2 separate regions of the Homo sapiens genome follow, and region 1 is linked to region 2. Evidence: read pairs that join two places in POLR2A ChIA-PET (ENCODE). Cell type or tissue: A673. All regions are shown on one strand. Links, peaks and the distances in the headings refer to the core of each region. The heading gives the core; the rest is flanking DNA.

Evidence for each region. ChIA-PET counts read pairs that join two places held together with the same protein. Peaks named below come from ENCODE experiments on the same cell type or tissue, not always from the same donor. Only the 100,000 strongest peaks of a DNase experiment are listed, where the experiment ranks them.
Region 1: POLR2A ChIA-PET joins it to region 2 with 15 read pairs; 4 of 35 experiments call an interaction of 5 or more read pairs at or near these places.

Annotation. Positions count from the first base shown.
Region 1 is chr6:122,747,936-122,757,226 of GRCh38, reverse strand. It overlaps a transcript of FABP7 not described here. Among named protein-coding and RNA genes, the nearest start is that of FABP7, 27 kb to the left of the region's middle. RefSeq lists an enhancer at 940-1,519. In A673, for the core only: no CTCF peak of the experiment used is centred there; no DNase peak of the experiment used is centred there; H3K27ac peaks cover 924 bases.
Region 2 is chr6:122,834,472-122,843,762 of GRCh38, reverse strand. No RefSeq gene overlaps it. Among named protein-coding and RNA genes, the nearest start is that of SMPDL3A, 50 kb to the right of the region's middle. In A673, for the core only: CTCF peaks have their summits at 4,098 (motif pointing right) and 5,460; DNase peaks (open chromatin) are centred at 4,112, 4,532 and 5,312; H3K4me3 peaks cover 371 bases; H3K27ac peaks cover 2,192 bases.

The DNA of each region.
Region 1 (9,291 bases), core at 759-8,758, 87 kb after region 2:
GGGTAAATCAGTATCTCTCTCTTGGAAATAAGTTTGAGATGTCTATTATACACTCAAGGCAGATATCAGACGGTAGACTTTTGAATATAGCAGTCTGGAGTTCATAAGAGAGGTTTATGGTTAAGATATACACTTAGGAGAAACCAGAAGATATGATTGATCTTTAAAGCCATGGGACCAAATTATTAATAGATCACTTAACCCTTAGTTTCCCATGAGTGAATGTGGACAGTGCAAAGAAGTGATTCAAAGCCTGAGCCTTAGGAACTCTCCAGCTTTCATAAAACAGGAAGAATAGAAGGATCCAGACAAGGAAACTGAGAAAGAGAGGCCAGTGAAATGAGAGGAAAACAAGGATAGTGTCATATATCAGAAGCCAAAGGAAGAAGCGCTCTAAGGAGTGAGTGGTCACCTGTCAAGTGCTGATGAGAAGTTGGGAAAGACAAAGATAGAGTTGATCTTCAGACTGGGTAATGTAGTAGTCATTGATGACTTTGATGAGTGATTTCCATAGACTGGAGGAGAGTGGCTTTAAGAGAAACTAAGAAGAGACAAACGGGATGTATTATCGACAAGTCCTTTAAAGAATTTTTCATAAAGAAGGACTCAGAAATTGGGGCAGTAGTTAGATAGAGAGGATTGAAGGAACAAAGCATTTCAGTGAGCAAGAGAACAGAGGACATGGGATATAAGTAGAAGTTTGAGGTTAGATGAGAGTAGAATGCAGATTATATTGCTACAGATGCATATATGTTGGTGAGCATGGTGGTGCCGACAGGAAGTCCTTTTTAATTGGGTCTATTTTCTCATTGAAATTAGAAGCAACTTCATTAATAGAATGAAGAGGGGAAGGTATTTCAGCAGTTAAGGAAAATATGAAATAGTTACCTCACTGTAGGAGTTCAATCAGGGTGGTGGGAAAAATTATAAAAATTATAGAAAGATGCAAACCTTCTTGGAAGGCCAGGAGGTTTTGCAAAGCTTGGGGGAAGAATGAGCCAAAGGCGGTGGTTCTTACCCCAGGGCAAAGGGCGAGAAGTAGGTACAAAAGAATGCAGGGGAGTTTATCTGAATAGCTTGTTTACTCATGTCTCCAGGAACCTGGCCTGTAATCATCTGCTCTCTCCCGTTGGGGAGAGGAGGGGAAAGGGGGGAGCGCAGAACTGCTCTATCCCCGGAGGAGGGGCGGCCATGTTAATTACCCACAAGTGTGTTGACTCAAAGCCTTTGTCATTAAATCTGTACTGTATAAACGCCCGCAGCACTGGCTTGTTGGGACTGCAGCCGCTGTGACTCTTTACAGCATCCTCCTTGATGTCTTTAAGTGGCCTGGTCCCCTAACCCACTCTTTCAATGGATACCTGTGTCTGTGTGAATTTTTTCATCTGTCGTTTGGCTGGGGTCTGCTGGTCAGACCCAGCACCTCATAGAAATTGGGAAGGTATTCATTCAAGAAACATACTGGGAGGAGGCCACGCGCGGTGGCTCATGCTTGTAATCCCAGCACTTTGGGAGGCTGAGGCGGGCAGATCACAAGGTCAGGAGATCAAGGCCATCCTGGATAACACGGTGAAACTCCATATCTACTAAAAATTAAAAAAAAAAATTAGCCGGGCGTGGTGGCAGGCGCCTGTAGTCCCAGCTACTCGGGAGGCTGAGGCAGGAGAATGGCGTGAACCCGGGAGGCAGAGCTTGCAGTGAGCCGAGATTGCACCACTCCAGCCTGGGCTACAGAGCGAGACTCCGTCTCAAAAAAAAAAAAAAAAATACAAAACATATTGGGAGGAGTAGAAAATGTTGAATTCTCACTTAAGAATCAAGGTTATAAGTAAAAATTCACACTTTATAATATATTTTATAATATAATAGTTCATACTATATTATAATGAGATGTAACGTAAATGTAAATTAATAATAAAAAGAAGTACATGTTTTTTAGTGTTCAAATGCAGCCCAGAGTAGGAAGAGAGATGAATTTTGCTAGGGTTGAGTTTCACTTGGTGAGGACAATGGAGAGAGAAAGGGTCAAGTGACTTTATGATATATGCAAGGAAGTACAGCAATAGATCATGGCATATAAGCCAAGTATTGGCAAGGTGAGTAAGTGAGAGAGAGAGGACACAGGGAAGAAATGGTAGAGTAAATTGATTAGAAATCCCTGGTGTTAAAGCCTTTTGGAGTAGCACTATTGGAAGTAGTGAACTGGAAAAAAAAAAAAGTGATTGTTAGAGAATGAGAATCTGGGAGTGGTACAGTTAGTGGTGATGTCAATACCTGGGAAATAACCAGTAGAAAGGTTGGTGAGTTTAGGTGGAGAACATTGTAATTGAAAGGGACACCAGGGAACTGCAAGTCCTGGGAGTTGGATAGATCTTCTGTGTGGGTGCGAGGGCTATGAAAATGATGCTGAGTTTAAGAGATAGGTGGTGAGCCAGGTAATTCAATTTTCATGAAATCAAGAGGTATGAGGGGAAGTTCTTAGGCTAACAAGTGGGGACGGAAAAGAGGATAGTCTTAGCACATGTACTTCAAAGGAGGCTACACAGAGACAGAAGGAAACAATGATCTGAATGAATTGGACAAAACACCCATTGTTACCACTGAAAAGTGGGTGGGGGGTGGGGGGATGGGGAGCATGGGAGGAAGGAGTTTTAAAGCGAATGTTTTTCAGTTTAAGAAGCCTGAACCTTTGACAAAAGTTGAGATCTTGAAGGTCTTGGGGCAAATGAAGAAAAGGTGGATCATTTCAGAAAAGTCGTCCAGAAGTTGGAAGCGTCTGAGAGCTGCAGCACAGTGGAGGACTTGCCTCAGGCATGGAGACATTTCTTCCATTGAAATAGGGAGGAGGAAGGCAGAGCACGTGGACACTGAAGCAGGAAGCTGGTGGTTTGGTGGAAGAAGATGAGGAAATATTTGTTTAATTTTCTCTATGAAATATAACACATTCATCAACTGAAGACCATCCTTAAGTGAACTGAGCTTATCTAGGATTGAAAAAGATTAGGCAGAAACCACTTTGTGGAACTCCTATTTAAAACTAAGTTTAAATTTAGAAAAATAAAATTATATTTCTTATACAGCTAAGTGTTGTGAGCTGATAATGGTACCTGAGGCAGGAGAATAGGGTCTGAAGGCAGGGAACCTAAGGCTGTTTCATGCTGACTTCCTATAACTAAATTGAAAGGAAAACCCTAACTTTCCATGCCTAAGTAATAAAAGGACCAGAGGCTTCTCCCTTTGACCTTTTCTGCGTGGCAGATGGAAGACTGGCAACAAATTATCCTGAGTGCCCGTCTGGTCTTTGTTTGCAACTTTGTAACTTCACTCCAGCCTCTGAATGGTAGCTGTCTGCAACCAATCAGACTGATTGCCAGCTACCACTTCAGTTACATGAGGTGAGCATGAAGTGGCCAATGGAAAACTTCTGTGGGCGGGGGGGGGGCGGGATTTGGACCCAAGAAGATTCTGTATCCAGGCCCTTAAGCTGCTGCTCGAGTCCACTTCCACACTGTGGAGTGTACTTTCATTTTCAATAAATCCCTGCTTTCGTTCTTTTGTTGCTTCATTCCTTCGTTTTGCTGGGCGTTTTATCCAATTCTTTGTTCAAAATGCCAAGAACCTGGACAACCTGCAGTCATGACCCTCTATCGGTGACAGTACCCACTGTGTGTAGGAGCTCATCCATGACAAATATGTGCACCACAGCAAGTCATCTTGAGGTGACAGATGGGCGAGAACTTGGGGAGGAGGCAGACTCCAAGGTCAATACGGTTCTAGATAAACCAGTAGACAGTGATGAGACTGAGTGTGAGCGAATTACTGAATGCTTTCAATTTTCTGAGTAGATGCACAGAAGTCTATGTAAAGAAAGAAACAAGAGGCAGCAGAGCCTTGTAAATTGCCAAGATTCAATTTGCTAAATCAGTGGAGAACACTTAGGGAGGGGTGAAAATTATCTTTAGAGCCCATTCTTGAAGTTCTGAATTTCCGAAACAGATATCTACAAAGGCACAGCAATACAGATAGCCCAAGTTACCCTGCAGGGCTGCCAGAAAGCAGTGGCCTGGGCACCTGCTGGGAGACAGATCTTGTTTTTGAAGAGGAATTGGAATTTCATTATAAAGCCAGAGAGAAACGGTTAGTCTCGCAGACAGAATTTTTTTCAGAGAGCTGCTAAGCATTTTGTCTAGAGTAAGCATCTTTCTTTTGCTTTGCCTTTATGAAAATGGCATTTTGTCTTTAGCTGGGACTCTTAAAGAAACCACAGCAAAAAACAATGGAAACAACACAGGCTTAGTTAGTGGACTCAACAAACCAGAGAGAGACCACTAACCCTATGCAAGCCTCAGCTTGACTAATAACTTTCTTGAACTAAGCAGGTGATGGCAAAAGACTAGGCAATAACAATGTAGAGGGGGTAGAGATGGCTAAAATTTTGGGTTGGGAAACAGACTACACTGTCTGTAAACTCTAAATAGAGCCACAAGGCTTACTTCGCTGGAGACTATCCAAATTCACCCATGGTGTCCTGGCATAATTATTAAGTGTCCCCTTTCACTTTCAGAAGTGTACTAGCTTAGACAAAGGTCCAAGAGATTCTATCTATAGAAAAACCAACTCTTCACCCCTTATGCAAGAAGTTTCCTCAGAGCTTATTCATAAAGGAGAAATTCAGCCAGCATCATGCCAATATCTCCAGGAGGGTAAGGTTGGGGGTGGGAATGGCTTAGGCCAACATTTAGAGGAAAGAAATCCCCTATATATAAAATGTTGACAATTCTAGCCAAAGAGATTGCAGATGTAACCCACTATTTAGGTTTAACCCTGCAGAGGGGTTAGGAAATATTACCCATAGAACCACAGAGTGCATGCATGCATGATTGAGGGACTTACTATTTTTGTGAAATAGATTCTGTACAGAAAACTAATTCTCACCCTTTTAAAGATTGCAGGCAAGGATGAACACATCTAAATGAGAAGTCAATTTTCTTCCTCAGAACACAGAGTTACTAGAACAAAATAACATTTTGAAATATAAATCATTGATTTTTTTATATTTGCTCCTTTGCCTTTTCCTCAATCAAATTAGTACATTAGAAAAGTTGCTAGGGGAGGTTTGCTAACAAAGAAAATTGGGAGATGGTGGTGGGGTTAGGGGTGGAAAGCTGGGGTGGGTGGTGGTTTTTCAGTTACAGAAGTCAAAGCATTTGGGTTTGGGGACCCAGGGATATAAACAATGGGCCTGAGAGAATGTCTGCTGACATAAGAGCCAGTCCTCCAGCTCAGGTTTTATAAGATCTGTAGGAAATAAAGATGACCTGGGTTGGGGCAGAGGGATGAGAGGAAAGCAAGGAGGGAGATGGGGAGGAAGCAAGAGAGCCTGGGAGCTAGCAAGGCCCTGAGGAGCCCCAGATTCCTTTGCCGGCTTCCCTTCCTCAGGCTGAGTGCTGAAATAGGTGTACAAGGTAGAAATCCTTCTTAAATTTGGAAGGATATGAGGGTTGAAGCGTTTGTACCTCAGTTCCCAGGTGGAGTGGAAGGTGGAAAGCTTTGTTGAGTTCTGCAGCATAGCAGAGCATAATAATAGAATGTGCCATTTGCATTATTTAAATAGATGTCTCTGACACAGAATTTCCGAGCTGAATGTTTCTTATGTGCTCAAAAAAAGTGAAAATAACTAAGTGTAAAGTGAAACCAGAAGGGTCTTTTAGACAGGATGTGGTAGTAACTATGTGGAAGCTTTAAAGGAAGACTTCTCGGCATAGATGCCTGCATGCATAGATGGTGAAAATTGAGGACAAGATGCACCCACAGTACCTGGCTTCCTCACAGCCCATCACCATCACCTGCAATATAGGGACAACAGGAAGGATGAGGCAGTAAGAATAGAAGCACACATTTATGTAGGGACCAGGCATGTAGTTTACATATTCTGTGTAGTTTACGTATATTAACACACTTAATTCTCACAACCACCCTATGATGTAAATACCACTATAGTACTCACTTTATGGATGAGAAAACAGGCATGCAGAGGTTAAGAATAAAAATTCTGAATTAATTTAGAGTAAGTGGAACTAATTGACAACAATTTTATGATACCTTCTAGACTAGAGAACTCAAAGAAAAAAATTTAAGCACACATATTTATTTATTCATAATACATATGATTTTATTGCATACCTAAATTTTCACACAGACATGTGAACCCACTAAAGATATCTATTGGGAATTATGAGGTGATATATAAACCAGCTAATAAAGACTGAAAATAACAGCATAATTGGCATGAAAACACAGAAAAAGTCAGAGTAACTCAAGCAGTCCAAAAGAACAGGCAAAGCTTCAAAATCCGAACTTTTCAGCGTAGTCTCTCAACTTTCCCTTATTCTTCCACTCATCAGCTAACTCCTGACTTCAGTTTTCTCTCTTCACTGGCTTTGCCTGAGACTAAAGTCTGCTTTTATCAACACCTTAAATTATCACACAACATTCCGGTTTAGACCAAGTTTCTTGTCTTCTTTGTTTAGTTCTTCCTTTAACAGCAGTGGGGCCCAGGGGAGGGTAAAAATAAGGCTCACATACCATTAAACATATGTCTTATCTCCCTACCTTGCCAAATACACTTTCCTAATGAAAAAATCCAAAGACATGGGTAACAAACACTATGGTTTCATAAGGCTGAAAACTAGCAAGATATCAAAGACAAATGAATTTAGTTATTATTGCACATGTCTGGTTGTACTGTTGATGCATGATTAATGTATAAATCAGTAATAAAGACAAGTTTAATTTTTGATCTATTATTTATTACATAAAATGTGTTTTTCTTGCTTTCATTTTAGCAAAATGATTATTTCATAATAATTATTAATATTTTCACCTATTTTAAGATCTACTGGTAGCAATTATTCTAAAAGATGAAAAGACAATATGTAATCATATTCAGTGCATGCAAAGCTTGAATACTATTTCATCAAAAAAGCAAATTAAAATTAATGTAAACTAATTCAAAAATTAAAATTATTTTTTACATTTTCAAAAAATTATCTCATGAAATATTCAACATTAGTTATTAAAATTATAAAACATAAAAATTTAAAATTGAATATTTAAGGTTTTTATTTAATTTTTAAAAATTTACATAAATCTTATTGTGTATGTTAATACAATTCAAACTACTCATAATTCCCGTGTTCAATTTTCAGCTAGTTGAGCTGGTATCACAATTCATGTTATGTCTAGAAGTAACATAAATAACTTAATTCTATAAAATGTCCCTCAGCCACCAGGTGCAACTGTTGTGAATGTCATCATGATTTGTGGTTAATACTGGAACCATAAACTGCAACATGAAATGAAGCAAGAAACAGTATGCTTGGTATTACGGGAAATGATCTTTTATAATACAAGAATCTACTGCCTTCTTCTTGTCTGTGAGAAATCATTTGACAAGTTAATTTGTCTTTTATCTTAGCTAAATGATTCCCCTGCTCAAATCTTCCCTCCACTCAAAGCATTATTTGTTTTGCAGACTGGCAAGGAAACTGCCCACAAACATTTGTGGCATTTAAATACAGCTGCCTTCTCTTTCAAGGATATAGGATACTGGAAAGGATATATATGAAGTGATTCCCTGGATCTTGGGTGGTGTCAGTCATGAGAGTAGATATTTAGGGTTATAAGTCACGTTATTCCATTTTGGAGCATCGGACCTTAAGAAACAAAGACACTTCTTTTTCCTAATATGGAAATATTCACACATAAAAACAGAGAGAGAGACTATTAATCATCACTTAATTTTCACTATTATCATTATGGTCATGTGTTCTTTAATAAATGTAGGCAGCATCATAAAATGTTTTCAAAATTCAGAAAAATAAGCTGTTTACCTTTTTGTTGATTTGCTGTTTTGATAAGTGCAGATCTCCAATCCTTCTCCTTCAGTTGCATTCCACCAGGTTTAAGGGAGGAGACCACCCCTCATATTGTCTTATACCCAATTTTTGCCTCCAAAGAAAGAAGTAAAAACTAAAAGGCAGAAATGAAATCCACAAGCAGACAACCCAGTGCCACACCCTGGGCCTGGTAGTTAAAGATCAACCCCTGACCTAATTGGTTATGTTATCTATAGATTACAGACATTGTATAGAAAAGCACTGTGAAAATCCCTGTCCTATTCTGTTCCGTTCTAATTACCGGTGCACGCAGCCCCCAGTCATGTACCCCCTGCTTGCTCAATCAATCACGACCCTCTCAAGCGACCCCCTTAGAGTTGTGAGCCCTTAAAAGGGACAGGAATTGCTCACTCAGGGAGCTCAGCTCTTGAGACAGGAGTCTTGCTGATGCTCCCGGTGGAATAAACCACTTCCTTCTTTAACTCAGTGTCTGAGGGGTTTTGTCTGCGGCTTGTCCTGCTACATTTCTTGGTTCCCTGACCAGGAAACGTGGTGATTAACGGACAGTGGAGGCAGCCCCTTAGGCGGCTTAGGCCTGCCCTGTGGAGCATCCCTGCAGGGGACTCTGGCCAGCTTGAGCGACGTGGATCCTGAGAGCGCTCCCGGGTAGGCAATTGCCCCAGTGGAATGCCTCGCCAGAGCAGCACATGGCAGGCCCCCGTGGAGGATCAACACAGTGGCTGAACACCGGGAAGGAACTGGCACTTGGAGTCCGGACATCTGAAACTTGGTAAGACTAGTCTTTGGAACTTGCCCACTCCATTTGAGTGGAAGCATGGCCTGATCACCCACAGCATGCCTGTACTGGCACTTTGGTTTTTGTTTTTGACTTGACTTGAATTGCTTGATACTTTGGTTTTGGTTTTGACCTGGCTTGGATTTCTTGATACTCTGATTTTGGTTTTGATTCTGGTTTGGTGTAAACTGTAAAAGTGTGTGTGTGCCCTTTTTACCCGTTCTTCATTTTGTGGTGTGCGTGTGGTGTGAGTGTGGTGTTTTGTCTCGAGGAAATATGGGTCAGGCACAAAGTAAGCCCACCCCACTAGGAACTATATTGAAAAATTTCAAAAAGGGATTTAAGGGAGACTATAGAGGCATCATGATACCAGGAAAACTTAGAACTTTGTGTGAGATAGACTGGCCATAGAGGTGGGTTGGCCATCAGAAGAAAGCCTGGACAGGTCCCTTGTCTCGAAAGTACGGCACAGGGTAACCTGTAAGCCAGGACACCCAGATCACTTCCCATATATAGATTCTTGGTTACAGCTAGTTTTGGACCCCCCACAGTGGTTAAGAGGACAGGCAGCAGCAGTACTAGCAGCAAAGGAACAGT
Region 2 (9,291 bases), core at 568-8,567:
TATGGGGAAATGGGGTGAATATCAGGTGGATCAGAGAGATACAGTCATGGGGGTCAGGTGTGGTATCAGGAATAACATGGGAGGCCAGATTGAAGTCCAGGCCAGGAACAATGGTAATTGTGGGACTTAAAGAGTGACTACAGCTGAAGGAGCCGGGGAGCAGAAAGTATATGCGTCAGGTATGAGGAAGAAAATAGATTTTGGAAGTTATGAGAACTGTAGAGAGTGAGTTGAGCATAGTTTGTGATTTTGAGGGCCTCTAAAAGTATTAAAGCAGCGGCAGCTGCTGCATGCAGACGTGAGGGCTAGGCTAAAACAGTAAGGTCAAGTTGTTTGGACAGAAAGGCTACAGGGTGTGGTCCTGGCTCTTGTGTAAGAATTCTGACCGTGCTAACCATGCCTAGGAAGGAAAGAAGTTGTTGTTTTGTAGAAGGTGCTGGGGTTTGAGAGATCAGTCGGACACGATTGGCAGGAAGAGCACGTGTGTTTTTATGAGAATTATGCCGAGATAGGTAACAGATGAGGAAGAAATTTGGGCTTGATTGAAGTAATGGGGGCTGTCTGTGAAGCTTTGCGGCAGTACAGCCTAGGTAATTTGCTGAGCTTAATGGGTGTCAGGGTCAGTCCAAGTGAAAGCGAAGAGAGGCTGGGATTGAGGGTGCAAAGGAATAGTAAAGAAAGCATGTTTGAGATCTAGAACAGAATAATGGGTTGTAGAGGCAGGTATTGAGGATAGGAGAGTGTATGGGTTTGGCACCACCGGGTGGATAGGCAAAACAATTTGGTTGATAAGGTGCAGATCCTGAACTAACTTGTAAGGCTTGTCTGGTTTTAGGACAGGTAAAATGGGGGAATTGTAAGGAGAGTTTATAGGCTTTAAAAGGCCATGCTGTAGCAGGCGAGTGATAACAGGCTTTAATCTTTTTAAAGTGTGCTGCGGGATGGAATATTGGCGTTGAGTAGGGTAAAGGTGATTAGGTTTTAATGAGATGGTAAGGGGTGCATGATCGGTTGCCTAAGAGGGAGTAGAGGTATCTTATACTTGTGGGTTAAGGTTGGGGGGATACAAGAGGAGGATGCAAAGGAGGCTTTGGATTGGGAAGAAGGGCGGCAATGAGATATAGCTGTAGTCCAGGAATAGTCAGGGAAGCAGATAATTAAAGTGTCTCAGCCTAATAAGGGAACTGGGCAGGTGGGGATAACTAAAAAGGAGTGCTTAAAAGAGTATTGTCTAAGTTGGCACCAGAGTTGGGGAGTTTTAAGAGGTTTAGAAGCCTGGCCATCAATACCCACAACAGTTATGGAGGCAAGGGAAACAGGCCCTTGAAAAAAAGGTAATGTGCAGTGGGTAGCCTCCGTATTGATTAAGAAGGGGACGGGCTTACCTTCCACTGTGAGAGTTACCCGAAGCTCGGTGTCCGTGATGGTCTAGGGGGCTTCCGAGGAGATCGGGCAGTGTCAGTCTTCAGCTGCTAAGCCGAGAAGATCTGGGAAGGAGTCAGTCAAAGAGCCTTGGGCCAGAGTTCCATGGGCTGTGGGAGTGGCTGCCAGGTGAGTTGAACAGTCCAATTTTCAGTGGGGTCCCACACAGATGGGACGCGGCTTAGGAGGAATCCCGGGCTGCGGGCATTCCTTGGCCCAGTGGCCAGATTTCCGGCATGTGTAGCAAGCTCCTGTGGGAGGAGGTTCTGGAGGAACGCCTGGCCACTGCCGTTCAGGCATTTGGAAGTTCTTGTGCGCTGGAGATGTGGCTGGGGTTTGTCTCACAGTGGAGGCAAGGAATTGCAACTTTTTTCTATTATTGTACACCTTGAAGGCGAGGTTAATTAAATCCTGTTGTGGGGTTTGAGGGCTGGAATTTAATTTTTGGAGTTTTAATGTCAGGAGCAGATTGGGTAATAAAATGTATTTTGAGAATAAGACAGCCTTTTGACCTTTTAGGGTCTAGGGCTGTAAAGTGTCTCAGGGTTGCTGCCAAACGAGCCATGAACTGGGCTGGATTTTTATATTTGATGAAAAAGAGCCTAAACGCTATCTGATTTGGGATAAAGAAAAAGGAGCATTAACCTTGACTATGCCTTTAGCTCCAGCCACCTTTTTAAGAGTAAATTGCTGGGCGGGAGGGGGAGGGCTAGTCACGGAACGAAACTAAGCCGGACCAGGTGTGAGGAGGGGAGGTGATAAAGGATTATAGGGTGGAGGAGCGGAGGCTGAGGAAGAATTGGGACCTAGCTCGGCCTGGCGAGGAGCAGCCTGGGGAGGAAGGGAGAGGTCAGATGGGTCTGTAGAAAAGGAAGATTAGAAAGACTCAGTGACGCTTGGGGTTGGAACTGAGGGGACAGGTGGGAGGGAAAGAAGGAAGATTTGGGACGAGTTGCACTGGGCACAGAGACTAGGAAGGGACTGATGTGTAAAAGAATGCCTGGACGTCAGGCACCTCAGACTGTTTGCCTATTTTAAGACAAGAATTATTTAGATATTGCAGGATGGAAAAATTCAAAGTGCCATTTTCTGGCTATTTGGAACTACTGTCAAGTTTGTATTGGGGTCAAGCGGCATTGCAGAAGAAAATAAGGCATTTAGGTTTTAGGTCAGGTGTTAAAGAGGTTTTAAGTTTTTGAGAACACAGGCCAAGGGAGTAGGAGGAGGAATGGAGGGTAGAAGGTTGCCCATAAAGAGAGAGTAGAGAAATGGAGAGAAGGGGTTCGGGGGTTCTTACCTTCCAGAAAAGTGGGAAAATGGGTTGGGGCGCAGAGATAAGAGGTCGGGGCACGGAAATAAGGGATGGGGTGCAGAAATAAGGGGTTGGGGCACAGAAATAAGGGATTGGGGCACACAGATAAGAGGTTGGGGTGCAGAAATAAGGGATTGGGGCACAGAGGTATGAGGTTGGGGTACTTGCCCCTCCTCTAGAAAAGCGGGACTTGCCGCTAAGAGTGAAGGAGAAGGGGTTGAGGGGTACTTGCCCCTCTCCCAGAAAAACAGAGAAGGGGTAGAGACAAGGAGAGAAGGGGTTGGGGTACTTGCCCTGTCCCTGGAAAAGCAGAGAAGGGGTAGAGACAAGGAGAGAAGGGGTTGAGGTACTTGCCCCTTCCCCAGAAAAGCGGGACTTGCTGCTAAGGGTGAAGGACCAAGGCAGGCGTCCCTGCGTGGTCTGACACCCTTGAAACGTGGGTGTATAATCAGAGGCGTCCCTGCAATGATTAAACACCAAGGGAAGGCTGCCTTCCCAGTCCGTGACCAGTGCCAGAGTTTTGGGTCCACTGATAAAACGTGTCTCCTTTGTCTCTCCCAGAAAATGAAAGGAATTGAAATTAAGAGAAGGGAGAGATTGAAGAGTGGAAAGGAGAAAGTGGTTGAGGGACAGTGAGAGAGGTTGGAGAAGAGTAAGAAGAGGCCACTTACCCGATTTAAAATTGGTGAGATGTTCCTTGGGCTGGTCGGTCTGAGGACCTGAGGTCGTAGGTGGATCTTTCTCACGGAGCAAAGAACAGGAGGACAGGGGATTGATCTCCCAAGGGAGGTCCCCCGATCCGAGTCACGGCACCAACAGTCCCCATATCCAGAGAAAAACCAAACTCTTGCTCCAGCCTGCAGGCCCCACTGGTCCTTCCCTTCTCTGCCTTTGCATGGCACTGTGCTTGTCTCTATTCTCTGCATCTCACTCAGCTCAGAGCACAATGGCCTCTTTACCGTTCCTCAGAACCAGCAGATGCCCTCTTGATCCTTGGCATCTTCACATTTCTGCTGCCCAGGCCATGCTTCCCCTGGCCCCAGCACGGCTTATGCCCTCACTTCCTTCAAATCTTGTCTCAAACGTCTTATTTCCAGAGAGGTCAACCTAGGAACACATGATTTAAACTTGCAATTCTCCAGCCACTATGCCTGTCCCTTCTCTGATATATCATCTCCATAGCCTTGTGTGTTATTTAATGTGTTTGACAGAGATAGTGCGTTGCTTTTTTACTACTGAAGCTCCAGTGTCTAGAAGGTGACTGGCATAGTGTAGATCTCAATAAATATTTGTCAACTGAATGAATACAGAGGGAGGAGCATGCTTGGGCCAAATTCTGTAGCTGTAGTAGATAATCCTTGTCACCAGGGGGCAGCACAACAGAATTAAGGGTTTGATGAAAGCTGGGGAAGCTATCACAACCCAGGTGCACACAGACAAGATGAGTTTTCCAAACTCAGACCATGAAGAGCCTATGTGGAAGAGGATATCAGGGGTAGCAGAATCAACCTCTGTTTTGCTATGTGACCTTGAACATCACTTCACTCTCTGGACCTTGGTTTCAGCAAGGGCGTATTAGTTTCTCTAGAGGGACAGAACTAATGGAATATATATATATATATATATATATATATATATATATATATATATAAAAAGGGGAGTTTATTAAATATTAACTCACACGTTCACAAGGTCCCACAATGGGCTGTCTGCAAGCTGAGGAGGAAGGAGAGCCAGTCAGAGTTCCAAAACTGAAGAATTTGGAGTCCAATGTTCGGGGACAGGAAGCATCCAGCAGGGGAGAAAGATACACGCTGGGAAGGCTAAGCTAGTCTCTTTTCACATTTTTCTGTCTGCTTATATTCTAGCCATGCTGACAGCTGATTAGATTGTGCCCACCCAGATTAAGGGTGGGCCTGCCTTTCCCAGCTCACTGACTCAAATGTCAATCTCCTTGGGCAACACCCTCACAGACACACCTGGAATCAATATTTTGTATTCTCCAATCCAATCAAGTTGACACTCAGTATTAACTATCACAAAGGGCTAGCACCTGATTTGTTGACTCTCATTTACTTCTGGTTCTAACATTCCATGATTCTAAAACAAACAGAAATCACACTGAAGTACAAAGCCCCCAGACCCCAGAAAGCAAAAACACAGCAGAAACTACAAAGCAAACAGCTAACAATATCGTGATAGGATCGAAACCTCATGTATCAATATTAAACTTGAATGTAAATGGTCTAACCACCCTGCTTAAACAGGACACCCTCTCAACTTCTCCTGCCTATTTTAATTTCATATTCAGGCTGGAAGAAAGGGGCAACGAATTTCTCATAAAATTGTATTTGAGCTACTGGAATTCAGTTAAATACCCACAGGTTCAATAGAAAGGCCCTTTTGTGTGAAGTAAAGCTATATCAGTGAGTGAGCTTGACTCAATTTAGTTATTCCCACATCTATTTTTTTAATGAGAATGAGTAATATTTCCGGAAAGAGAAGAAAAGTTAGCACCACTTAAGAGATCCCGGGGCTCTAAGATAGCATCAACTAAATGCTATAGTTTCTTATTACTTTTGGGGAGAAGCTAATGTACAGCAATTTGAAATCCAGGCAATATTGCATCCTAGAAAAGAAGCCATTTAACTTTATCCATGGGATTAAAAGACTAAATTTTCTTTTCTTAGTACTATCATAGAATAATTTAGTTTTCTCCAGTAGAAGCAGTATTTCCACAACAGATCAGGGGATGGCAGTAAAGAGTTGCTCTCTGGTCAATAAAGTATTTGTATGACAGAGAAAAATTATAGTTTAAACTAATTTATTTGTATATTGTATTGCCCCTAATAAAATTCACACACCATTTTGTTGGCTTGAATTAAAGTGTCATCAAAGGGCTTGTGGAGATTAGTTTGGGCATTGACTTAACATGGCATCTCAAAATAAATACTCCCCAAATTGCATTTTACCATTGCATATGAAGCCCGCAACCAGCGAAAATCATAATGATTTTATCAGGATCAGGTATTTAAGTGACTTTAATTAAATCCATCTCTGGTATGGGGTTGGTGATTTCTATTTTAGGGCAATTCTTAATCCAAATATTTGACTTATTTCAGAATATTTAATTCACATCCCTGTTTCACAGAATTTTACTTAAAGTAAAAACCAACCTAGGAGCCTTGTGTCTTTGTCCTAACTCTATAGGTATGTGTGGGTGTCTCTGGTTGGAAATGTACAGGGCTGCTAGAGAAATGGAGAAAGAAAGCATCCACACCGTGCATCTGAAGAGCACTAAGTAAACTCCTCTGTCTTTCTGTCTAATGTTCTGAGCAATATTAGATAGGGTACCTGGAATGAATCAAACTGTTAGCAGTGGTGAGTATCTGAGTTACAAGCAGTGAGTCCATACGGGTCTGCAGCCACCTCAATTATTGTCTTCAAAGAAGAAAAAATTCGACTGAGGGGCATAATGCAGAAGAACAGATTGAGGCAAGTTTTAGAGCATGAGTGAAAGTTGACTTAAAAATTTGAGAGCAGGGGCACGGCTCAGTGGCTTATGCCTGTAATCTCAGCACTTTGGGAGGCTGAGGCAGGTGGATCATCTGAGCTCAGCCTGGGCAACATAGTGAAACCTCATCTCTACAAAAAAATTTTTTAAAAAACTACTTAGGAGGCTGAGGTGGGAGGATTGCTTGAGCCTGGGAGGTGGATGGTGCAGTGAGCCAAGATCACGCTATTACACTCCAGCCTGGGTGACAAAGTGAGACCCTGTCTTAAAAAAAAAAAGAAAAGAAAAGAAAAGAAAAAGAAAAAAGAAAGAAAGGAAGAAAGAAAAGGAAAGAAAAAAAAAAGCTTTGGAGCAGGAACAAAAGAAAAAAAAAGTACATTTGGAAGAGGCCCAAGCAAGCGACTTTGAAGGACAAGTGCAGGGTTTGACCTTTTGACTTGGGTTTTGTTTTTTTGTTTTTGTTTTGTTTGTTTTTTGTTTTTGTTTTGGTGACAGAGTCTTGCTCTGTCACCCAGGCTTGAGTGCAGTGGTGCGATCTGGGCTCACTGCAACCTCCGCCTCCCGGGTTCAAGCAATTATCTGTCTCAGCCTCCTGAGTAACTGAGATTACAGGTGCCCGCCACCACGCCTGGCTAATTTTTGTATTTTTAGTAGAGACAAGGTTTCATCATGTTGGCCAGGCAGGTCTTGAACTCCTAACCTCGTGATCCATCCGCCTCGGCCTGCCAAAGTGCCTGGATTACAGGCGTGAGCCACTGCACCCGGCCCGACTTGGGGTTTTATATGTTGGCGTGATTCTGGGTCTTGCGTTCCTTCTCCCCTGATTCTTCTCTTGGTGTGGGTTGTCCACATACACAGTGGCCTGCTAGTGCTTGGGAGGGGAGCATGCACGGTGTGTTTACTGGAGTTGTACGCATGCTCACCTGAGGCATTCTTCCCTTTTGCCGTGGAATGGGCGCGGAAGGTCATATACCAGTTAAATTCCACCGTTTTGCCTCTTAGTGCACATGTGTGAGCCCACTTGCCCAGCTCCTAAGATCTCATCAGGAAGCTGCTGATCACCAGTTTCAGTTTTTTCCTGTCTATAGGGAAACTGCCTTTCCCTGGCACTGGCTGCGACCAATTATTATTTTAGAGGCAGTGTGACAACTGTCTGACCATCACCTGATGGTCACCCGACTTTTCTGATGGGGTGATGGGGGAGCCCTCTCTTGCCCCATTCATGCCTGACTAGCCACCTACTGTAACAAAGTCATGCAAGCCAGATCCCAGCTATATTCTAGTACCTGGGACTTCCTTTGCAGCACTTATCAAAACTGTAATTATTTAACGATTTGTATTTTTCTAATTATCTATCTGCACCACCTAGATAGATTTGTATTTTTCTAATTATCTATCTGCATCACCCTGCCTCACCTCACTTCCTTCAAGGTTGTATCCTTGGCAATGCTCACAATGCCTGTTCATAGCAGAGGCTCCGGGATAGTCTCATAGTCATCTTAAAATTCCTAGTACTTAGCACATATCATGTAAATGTAAGGTTTCTTGGATAAAGCTTTGGCTACTTTAGTCTGTCTATAGGATACTGCAGTAAACAAAAAACATTTCATGCTCTCATGAAAACATTCTAGTGCAAGATGGGGGAACAGAGGTAATAGATACAAATGTCATATGTATGAATAGTTAAGCAATTGTGATATCATATCAGACAGTGATAAGTGTGTGTACACAGACACCTCTACAATGTCAGGGGTCTGCTCTGGGAAACTGACAGCCAAGTACAGAGTTGAAAGAACTGTCCCCTGAAGAGCATAGAAGAGATTTCTAGGCACGGGAACAGCTCATGCGAAGGTCCTGCACAAGAGTTTGGCAGGTTCAAAAGGCCAGTGAGGCCAGAAGGAATTGAAGGAAGGCATGGCCATCCATCCATGCCATTCCGTTCAGTGAAAACCAAAGAAAAGTAGCTTGAACAACCCAAGAAGTCCAGTAATAGAACAATCATTTAATAACAAACATAAAGGAACCTGCCCTAACCGTGCAAACCCATAGTGTTCAACAGTCTTAGCTTCTGATTTTGCAACATTATGTAAAGCTTAGGGAAAGATTCTTTCTGTAATGCTAATTTAAGTATCAAGAGAAAAAATTGCTTAGACAGGATAGGTTCAACTGGGCAAGGACTCTTGAAAGGTAACTCATGCTTGTTCATTAATGCAATATTTAACAAATACTGAATGGCTTCTAGTGTCAGACATTGTTCTTAATAGTATTGGGGACACGACAGTGAACAACATAGAAAACAACACCTGTCCTCATGGAGCTTATATATTTGTTGTGGAGAGATAGCCAAAAATAAAAATAAAAATTTCACAAAGGACTAGATCAAGCTTGTCCAACCCATGGCCCATGGGCTGCATGCAGCCCAGGATGGCTTTGAATGTGGCTGAACACAAATTCATAAACTTTGTTAAAACATTATGAGATCTCTTCTGCAATTTTTTTAAGCTTATCAGCTATCATTAGTGTTACTGTATTTGATGTGTGGCCCAAGACAATTCTTCTTTTTCCAAGGTGGCCCAGAGAAGCCAAAAGATTGAACACCCCTGGATTAGATCATTTCAGCTGCAACAAGTACTAAAAAAGAAAAGTGCCAGAACTAACTTGGATAGTTGGATGCTTTCCTTTTAGCAAATAACCTGTCAGCCTATCAATCACTTAATAATAAGAGAGGTTCCCTTTATGTAATAGAATAATGGAATGATTTTTCTCCTTCATGTTTTCTGCATTTTCTAATTTTTTTACAGTGACAATGCTACTTTACTTATCAAATAAAAAATTTATTAAATAATACATAAAGATATTCTTGTTAACATTTCAGACATTAAAGACAAAGCTAAGGCTTCCTTTACCAAAGGAAAGGTGACAGGCATAAACTCACATAATCAATCAGCTTTGTTAAAAGTGACAAAGATTTGAAGTGTGTGATTCGGTGCCTCTGCTTCATAACTAGAATAAATTTTCTCAGAAAGTTATCTCTCTTCCCAGA